Regions from separate parts of the Homo sapiens genome. Here region 1 is linked to region 2. Evidence: chromatin contacts called from ENCODE Hi-C or POLR2A ChIA-PET data. All regions are on one chromosome and are shown on one strand. Each heading gives the region's core, a stretch centred on a gene start or an enhancer-like site at or near the end of the contact. The rest is flanking DNA. Distances are from core to core; before and after follow the strand shown.

Region 1 (4,450 bases), core at 1,215-3,714, 110 kb after region 2:
GAACAAGGTGGATTCTTTCTCAACAATTTACAAATTAGCCAGAAACCCCTAAACTTAATAGAACTTCAGTTCTTCCAGGTGGAGGGTTGTCCTGTGACATAAAACTAAAATCATTAAATCTATCCAGTCTAGGAAGAGAAAAGCCCAAGAGGAAATATGCTGTCCATGTATGAAATCATAAACGTTCAGGTAAATATAGCCCTGTTCATTTATCAAAATGTGAGACAAACAAAAGTTATTTTAATTCTATCAGTATTTGTCAGGCACCTGCTACAAACAAAGATGAATAATGAGACAGACTTTGTCCCGGAGAAGCTCACCACCTAATGATGTAGGAAAAAATAACTATAATCAGCTAACCACAGTCCGGAAGCGCTGCAAGAGAACAAAAGACCACAGGAGCCCAGGGAAGGGGGAAGTTTGGATTTGAAGCATCACCTGGGACGTAACCTTGATGCTAAACCTTTACACTAAAGCATGAACATGGTTTTGGTAACCGGCAGACTGAATGGTCAAATTCTAAGCAGGGATGCCGTCCTTCACTGAACCACTGATGGGCACTGGGGGTAGCTGATCACTCTTAGGGCTGTGTCCCTGTGCACTTGCAGAATGTGTCAGCATCTCAAGTTGACAACTTCTTGAGAAGTTGAGGGAATGATGTGGAAGAAGGAAAAGAGCTCAACAGCCCAAATCCAAGAAGCAGATCTTTAAGCGCAATGCAGTGTTTTAAAGCCTGCTATAGGAGTACATGAGAGGGGGACCACACTTAAGCACAGCCCATTTAAAATGCTTTAATTGCCTATCTGTGCAATAAGACTGAACCAAATGAATATTGACAAATCCGCTAACATAATCTAGTCTTGCCTTGCATTTATAAAGGTTAGGACCCAGAATTATAATGTTCTGTTTAATTTCAAATGCCTGCTGTCTGACAGGGGCTTTCTCCCGAGAGAGAAAGGCGTGGTTCTTTCCCTCAAGGGGCTCCCACCCTGGTGTGAAGAGACACACACATCACAATGTCAAAGCCTCGAGGGAGGCACGGGCCTGCCTGGGGATAGCCAGAAGGTCCTGCTCCCACCAGCACCTTCACTTTTAGAGCAAGGAGGGAGTGACCAGCATGGACTAGACAGAGGGGGAGAGGTCAGGAGTTAACTCACAACCAATGTTAAAAATGGACTTAAAGAAGAAAAGGATGTTAGCCTGGAGAAGAAAGAACTTAGAAGGGGCCTAAGAGCCTTTTTGACTATAGAGCCACAATGAGGAAAATGGGGAGAGTGGGTCAGTGCCACACATCCCCAGCAGCAGGCAGAGCAGAGATGATCACATCTAATATCACAATCACTTCTGAAATTCTACAAAAATCCACAAAAGAGAGTACAGGAAGAAACCACACACAGGGCCAACAAAGGATGGGATGAATTCAGGAAGATAGGAGAGTGGGGGATGAACTTCCACCGCTGGGTAATAAGGGAAGCAGGGACGTGAGGACAGACGTTCATGCCTTCCCACAGGAGGCCTTGGAGCTGCCGACAAGGCATCTCCCAGATGACGGAGCAGGCGTGGCAGGACGCCATCTCGCTCAGGGCAGCACCTGGTTAATGTCAGCACCGGGTCTGGTGAGGGCTGGTCTCTGCTGCGACATGGCAGGAAGTGTGCTGTGAGATCTGGTTAGAGGATGTCAAGAGGACCCCCTTGCCACAGCCTAACCAGTGTGTTCTGGACCCCACGTTTCCCTTTCCAAACTCTAATCCATCCTATCATTGCTCAGGGCTTTTTGATTCTGCTCCTTCCTCCCCTCCCCACACACATAGAACCTTTTATTCCAAAATCTAGCAGTACATCATTGGTTAGTAGAAAATAACTCTCAGAGCCGGGCGCGGTGGCTCACGCCTGTAATCCCAGCACTTTGGGAGGCCTAGGTGGGTGGATCACTTGAGATCAGGAGTTCGAGACCAGCCTGACCAACATGGAGAAACCCCGTCTCTACCAAAAAATATAAAATTAGCCAGGCATGGTGTCGCATGCCTCTAATCCCAGCTACTCAGGAGGCTGAGGCAGGAGTATCACTTGAACCTGGCAGGTGGAAGTTGTGGTGAGCCGACATCGCACCATTGCACTCCAGCCTGGGCAACAAGAGTGAAACTCCTTCTAAAAAAAAAAAAAAGGAAGAAAAAGAAAATAACTCTCATAACTTAAAAACAAAAATCAACAAACAAACCCCCCCCTCAAAAAAAAATCCTATAACATAAACTTCCCAACCATCTAAAAACCCAAACTCAAAACGTGTTTCTTTTGTCTTCCCTTCTTGAAGGAAGTAGGTCTGCACGGGCCTCCCCATCTCCTAGAGCTCGTACACAGCTATGAACCTGCTCTCAACAATGACTGGACACTTCCTCTTGGTTCATGGAAAAATTTGCTCGTAATTTTCCAGTCTGACTCAAGCTATCAGCTGGCGATACAGTTTTTTGCCAGCTTTACAGTCATTACATTACTCAAACAGAAACCCTTTTGCAGGTGACCTTGAAAGTTATTAAAAACTATTCTCTTTTTGAAGGAAGGACTTGTTGGGGGCGCCTGGTAGAGAGAGGATGTCTCGACTGGGTCTGGTGGTGACGACATCCTGGAAAAGGAACAAGATCCAAGTCACCAATCATTCTCTTATACAACGCATCCTTGAATTTTGAAGAGCCTGATATTGTGGATGGTTTGTATTGTCATTTGGCAGCAAAAATAACCTACATTGAATACACAGAAATAGTCCTCCACAGCCTCTGCCCGGGCTTTCCAGGTTTGACCACTGTGCAGTGCCTGTGATGCTCTCTGCTGCCACCCAGTGGATATACTGAGAAAGGTCAGGTAGGATGTTTAAACCCAGAGGTTCTCAGTGTGGTCCCCAGACCAGCAGCATTGGCATCAAATTCTTGGCTGCCCTAGAAACTCTGGGAGTGGGGCCAGCAGTCTATGTTTTCACAAGCCCTCAAGGTTATTCTGATGCACACTGAAGTTTGAGAAACACTAGTGTAGACTAGGTAGTAATTTGCACCCAGGGATGTGTGAAATGGATCATCAGATTTCTCCATTGGGAGAAGTCGATTGTCCTTATTGATGATCAAGGATCACATCTTTTATAGGAACTAATTTCACTGGCTATTTTAAAAAAATTACTCGTCTTCTCAGAAATGACAAGAAGGCATAAACCCCAACTCCTCTGTTTTTTATCCAGAATCTCCTGATTATAAGCAGCTACTGCTGCCTTGTTACTAAGAGTGGTATTCAAGGTTCTCCAAAAATATGGATCCAAACGTGTTTTCCAGTCTCACCTCCAGTAATTCTCCACTTCATTTACTCAAGATTTTAATGCAACTGGCTGATCCTCTGAGCCCAGCTTTCATCCCCGTGTTCCCTCTGTTTTTTCCACCAAAGATGCACCCTTCTAGGAGATTAAAATTTCATAATAAACAGTTCTAAATTTTCAAGCCCATTTTAAAGCCCTTTCGAATGCCATTTCCTCTATGAATTCTGCCCTGATTGCTCCATCCAATGACAGCCGTTCCCATCATGAACCTCCGCCACACTTCATCTATACCTCTTTTATAGTGCTTTAAATTCCATCCCTTGTTTTTTTAGTGCTCGGTGGACATTTCTGATCCCGTTGGGTCCAGAACTGAGCCTTACTCATCTCAGCATAAGCCAGTGCAGACTAGGTGCATAGTGACTGCCCTTTGAAAGGTATGCATGAATAACATAGGTCTCTCACAAAATAGCAGTTCACAATAAATGTTGGAATTCAATTTGTTGCAATGCGAATATTGCAACAGTTCACCTAAGAGTAACATAGGAACACCAGATCACCTGGGCAACACTGGGAAGGCAAAGCTTCGTTTTGTCCAAAGTCCTCTTTGGGACTTCACCACTGATGGGTGGGGCCCTGGATTACAGGAGCCACTAATCTACTCCTGTGCCACATTTGGGCCAGAAGCGTCCAACAGCTCCCCCTGCTGTCCACCTCGGCTATTACATCAGGACTGTGAAGGCTTCCATCATCACCCATCAGTCTCTTCTTTAAAGAGCCCACCTGAGATCCCAGAAAACCGCATTTCTGCAGCCACTACTAACACCTGGTTGAAAATGCTGTTCCCCCCATCCCCCCAACAGACCCAGAGCCTTTGGTCCAAATCTCCTGTTGCCATCTCAGGAAGATGAGATCTGGCAATATTTCCCTCCCAGGCCACATCCCCCACTGGCTCCCATCCTCACTACCTTCCCCAATAAGTGTTCATATGTTTAGAGTTTTGACCACTGTGGACCTGTTAGGGAAGAGAGATGCACTGAGCCTGACAATGCAGCTGGGGGTAGGGTGCCCTTTAAAGAGAACCAGAAAAGCAGTGGGAAGCCAGAGGGCGAGGGATCCAGGAGTCCCCGAGAAAAATGTACAAGAAGCAGAAGAAAC
Region 2 (4,547 bases), core at 1,949-4,448:
TAAATGGCAGAGACTATAACTATGTATAAAAAAGCAAGTCCCAACTATTTTCTATAAGAGATGTACTTTAAATACAGAGATATAAATCAGTTGAAAGTAAGTGGCTGGAATAATATATAGCACGTAAACAGTAAATATAACAGGGTAAAAATGGCTACATTCATATCAGTTAAAATAGATATCAAGACAAAGAGTATTGACAAAGGTAGGGACCAACATTTCATATTGTAAAGATCAATTCATCATCAAGACATAACAAAAATGTGTATATACCTAGTAACAGAGTTTCAAAATACACAAAGTAAAAACAAAGAAAGAGACAGTCTAAAACCATGGTAAGGGATTATAACACCTTTCTCTCGGCAATTGATAGGACAATTACACAAAATCCAAGAAAAATGTCAGTTATCTAAACAATATTATCAACCACCTAAACCCAACTGGTATTTGTAGGATATACACAACAGCAAAATATATATTTTTTCACAAAAATTTAATTGAAACTATATGCTGAGCCATAAAATAAGTCCCAATAAATTAAAAGTTAAAACCATACAAGCTGTGTTCTCTGACTATAAAAGTATTAAATTAGAAATAAAAATATCAACAAAAATTTCAACTATTTGGAAATTAAATAACCTGCCTCTAAATAATCCATAAATCAAAGAAAAATCTCAAGGGAAATTAGGAAATATTTTGAACTGGAAGATAATAAAAGTAAAGTATATCAAAGCTTGTGAGATGCAGGTGAAGCAGAGATTAGAAGGACATTTATAGCTTTAAAGGTTTATATTAAAAAAGAAGAAAGGTCTAAAATCAATGACCTAAGTTCTACCTCAAGAAGCTAGAAAAAGAAGAGCAAAGTAATCCCGAAATAATTAGAAGGAAGGAAGTAATGAACATCAGGGCAAAAGTCAATAAAATAGAAAGCAGACAAGCAATGGAGAAAATCACCAAAGCCAAAAGCTATTTTAATTATTTTTTAAAATCAACAAAAATTGATAACCCACTATCTGGTTAAAGAAGAGAAAGAGAAAGAGAGACAGAGACACAGAGTGGATAAGATAGGGAGAGAAAGAGGGTACAAATAATATCAGAAATTAAAGAGACATTAAAAGTAAACAACTGGGCATCTGTGTAGAAAAAAAGAGTATTGATACCTTTGCTTCACACAAAACCCAAAAATCAACTTAAAATGGATCAACTAAATAAACAAGTAAAAACCATAAAATTCTTAGGGGAAATCACAGGAGAACATATTTGTGACCTTGTAGTAGGCAAATATTTCTCAGGACACAAAAGACAAAAATCATAAAAGAAATAAATGGTTAATTGAAAACCAAAAATAAAAAATCTCTTCAACAGGGCCTGGCATGGTGGCTCATGCCTATAATCCCAGTACTTTGGGAACCCGACATGGGCTGATCACTTGAGCTCAGGAGTTCGAGACCAGCCCGGGCAACGTGGTGAAACCATCTCTACTAAAAATACAAAAATTAGCCGAGCGTGGTGGCATGCACCTGCAGTGCCAGCTACTCAGGAGGCTGAGAGGTAGGAGATAACTTAAGCCCAGGATGTCAAGGCTGCATTGAGCCAAGATTGCACCACTGTACTCCAGCTTGGGTATCTGTGCAAGACCCCATTGCAAAAAAAAAAAAATATATATATATATATATATATCTTCAACAGACATCATTAAGAAAACAAAAAAGTAAGTCACAGGATGGGAGAAAATGTTCATAGCACATACATCTGACAAAGGACTCGAATCCAGAATATATAAAGAACTCTTCCAACTCAATAGTAAGAAAACTAAAAGCTCAATAAAACAACGGACTAAAGATTGGAACAGACACTTCAAAAGATGAAACTTATAAATGGCAAAAAGCATATGAAAAGATTCTCGAAAAGAAGAAAAGATGCTCAGCATCACCAGTTGACAAGGAAATGCACATTAAAACCACATGAGACAGCACTCTATATCCCCTAGCATGGCTCAATTTATTTTCTTTTGTTTTTATTTTTATTTTGGAGCTTTCAAAGCCAGAAAACCTACTAGACAAATTCTAAAAGCTATAACACTGAATGGCTAAATTTAAAAGGTTGGCAATACTAGGTCTGGGTTAGGATATGGAGACACTGGTACACTCAAACTGCTGGAAAATTAAAATACTACAACCCCTTTGAAAAACTGACGGTCTCTTAAAAAGTTAAACTTATACCTCCTTTTACGACCCAGCTATTCCACTACCAGGAATTTACCCAAGAGGAACTAAAACTATCTTCACATAATGAGTTGTACTCTAATGCTCACTGCAGCTTTATTCACAATAGCCCAGAGCTGGAAACAACTCAAATGTATTTTGTCAGCTGAATGAATAAACTGCGATATATTCATACAATGGAATACCACTCTGCAACAAAAGGGAATGCATACAACTTAGATGCGCCTCAAATCATTATGCTGAGTGAAAGAAGCTGGACAGAGAAGAGGGCATGCTATATGATTCCATTTCTAGAAATGCAAATCATACAGTGGATTCCCACTAAATGGAAATCCATAGTGACCAAAAGTGATAAAAAGTGACTCACCATCTACAGAAAAAAAAGATCAAGAATTGCCTAGGGATGAATGGAAAGCTGGGTTGCAAACTGAAACAGAATCTTTGGTGGGGTGATAGAAATTCTCTCTATCTTGATTGTAGTGGTTATTTCATGGGTATAAACACTGTCAAAACTCAGTGGATTATATGCTTAAACAGAAACACTTACTTATGTAAGTTAATAAATAACAGAAACTTATTTATGTAAGTTAATAAATAACTAAGTTGATAAGGTAAAAAATAAAAGATGATGAGAGCCTGAACATGGGCAGTAAGAGGAGAGTTAGAGAGCGTGGGACAGATTTAAGAAAAGTCTTTAAAAATTAAATTAACCGATTTGATACAATAAATCAAGACTATCTCCTTCTTAGTCTTGCAGAATATGACTACAGTGGAACGACAAAGAATAGCCTCAGACTGCTGCCTGGACTGTGCTACAAAAAAGATTGCTTCTGGGATTGAGAAGCAAATTCCATGGTTTTCCTGCTTTCAAACACCACCCCCTTGTGTTTATATGTGTAACGAATACCAACCCAATGGCTTGGGAGGCACATGTGCCTTTCACGAAGGGAGAAAATGTGCAGCACTTCTGGACATTTTTTGGAAATTATGTCACGAATGTTTGGCGGTCACCTCCCCCACCATTCCCCTCAGGCCCAGGGGTGTGGGCAGCTCGGGGGCTGTAGCACATACACTGAATGTGTGTTCCATAAAATGCATGTGGGGAGCCGAGTGCCTGGTGCTGCCGCTCCAACATTACACAGAAAAATTAATAATAGTCGCAAGAATGCATAACAGACACACTGAGAGGCTCAGGTGCTACACAACACACATTAAATGCAGGATGGACAAAACCAAGACATTTGACTCCTTTCCTCTGACTTTTGAATTGAGCTGTAAGTGTAGTATATCCGACAGAGAAAAGTGTAACGAAATCTGTTCAGAGTTTCAGAAAGCTTATGAAGATAAATGCTTGCAATGTTATTTTAAGAACATTTTCTATATTGGAAATGGAGAATATTTCTTCTTCTCCAGAAGTTGAGCTAATAAAAAAAATTGTTTGAAAAAAAGAAAAAGAAAAAAGAATGGGCATATTTTTGTTATCAGGAAGATTTTCTTTTTCACATTTATTTTAGAATCAGAGGGCACATGTGCAGGTTGGTGACAAAGGTATATTGTGGGATGCTGAGGTGTGGGGTATGACTGAGGCCATCACCCAGGTAATAAGCATAGTACCTAGTAGGTGGTTTTTCAGACCTTTTCCCCCTCCCTCTTTCCCGCATCTAGTAATCCCCAGTGTTTATCGTTCCCATGTTTATGTCCCCTGAACACCGCATGTTCTCACTCATCAGCGGGATCAGGAAGATTTTAAATTGGTTGATGAAAATGTAGTCTGACAGGGCCAGGCTAGAGCAAGCTTTTAGGAGTCTGCTGTGTCATTTGGATTTGGGGCAGAGGGAGGAGGGAGTTCAAAATCTAATGAGTTTAAACCCAGGTAAGCACAAATGATGAATCCAGGGACTAAAATAATCCATATTCTCTGTTTTAAAAGAAAAGAAGAAGGGTTCTAGAGTGTCAGCCATGACCTAGGAAAGGGCCTGTCCTTTTCTCCGAGCCCAGGATCAGGTAGAGGGTGTTCCCTTAACTGTCTAGGATCCTAATACGATTTCAACATTTCAACAAAGTTTTCAAACATTAAAAATGGTAATAATCTCAGAGTTGATCTAAGCCTTCTCCCTTTTTTAAAGATGAACTAACCGAGTCCAGGTTGTTGGTGGCATGATTTGCCCAAGGTCATGCACAGATAATGGCAGAATGTGAGTCAGAACCGAAGTCTCCAAAAGGTTGAGTAATTAAGAAAGAATTAACATTTGTCCATCTTTCGCACTGTGCCAAGCACAATTCTAAGTCTTTTGTATCTATTATTTAATCATAAAAAGTTTC

Evidence for each region. Hi-C counts contacts between places; a loop is a spot of excess contacts on that map. ChIA-PET counts read pairs that join two places held with the same protein, here RNA polymerase II (POLR2A). Pooled maps may share reads with other maps.
Region 1: a map of mammary epithelial cell shows a loop between it and region 2 (7-fold over the local background). The contact joins two enhancer-like sites. A Hi-C loop is called at or near these places in 22 of 168 maps with a recorded cell type or tissue (A673, B cell, CD14-positive monocyte and 14 more), 10 of 37 single-sample maps with no recorded cell type and 23 of 50 pooled maps. POLR2A ChIA-PET finds 5 or more read pairs at or near these places in 4 of 52 experiments (GM10248, K562, PC-9 and 1 more).

Annotation. Positions count from the first base shown.
Region 1 is chr15:57,559,550-57,563,999 of GRCh38, reverse strand. No RefSeq gene overlaps it. Among named protein-coding and RNA genes, the nearest start is that of GCOM1, 30 kb to the left of the region's middle. Within about 2 kb of position 2,464, at least 16 of the 41 ENCODE cell types and tissues checked have a DNase peak (open chromatin) inside an H3K27ac peak, as active enhancers do.
Region 2 is chr15:57,666,007-57,670,553 of GRCh38, reverse strand. All of the region lies in intron 10 of GCOM1 (GCOM1, MYZAP-POLR2M combined locus), which reads right to left. All of the region lies in intron 11 of MYZAP (myocardial zonula adherens protein), which reads right to left. It also overlaps the pseudogene LOC124903589. Among named protein-coding and RNA genes, the nearest start is that of POLR2M, 38 kb to the left of the region's middle. Within about 2 kb of position 3,198, at least 3 of the 41 ENCODE cell types and tissues checked have a DNase peak (open chromatin) inside an H3K27ac peak, as active enhancers do.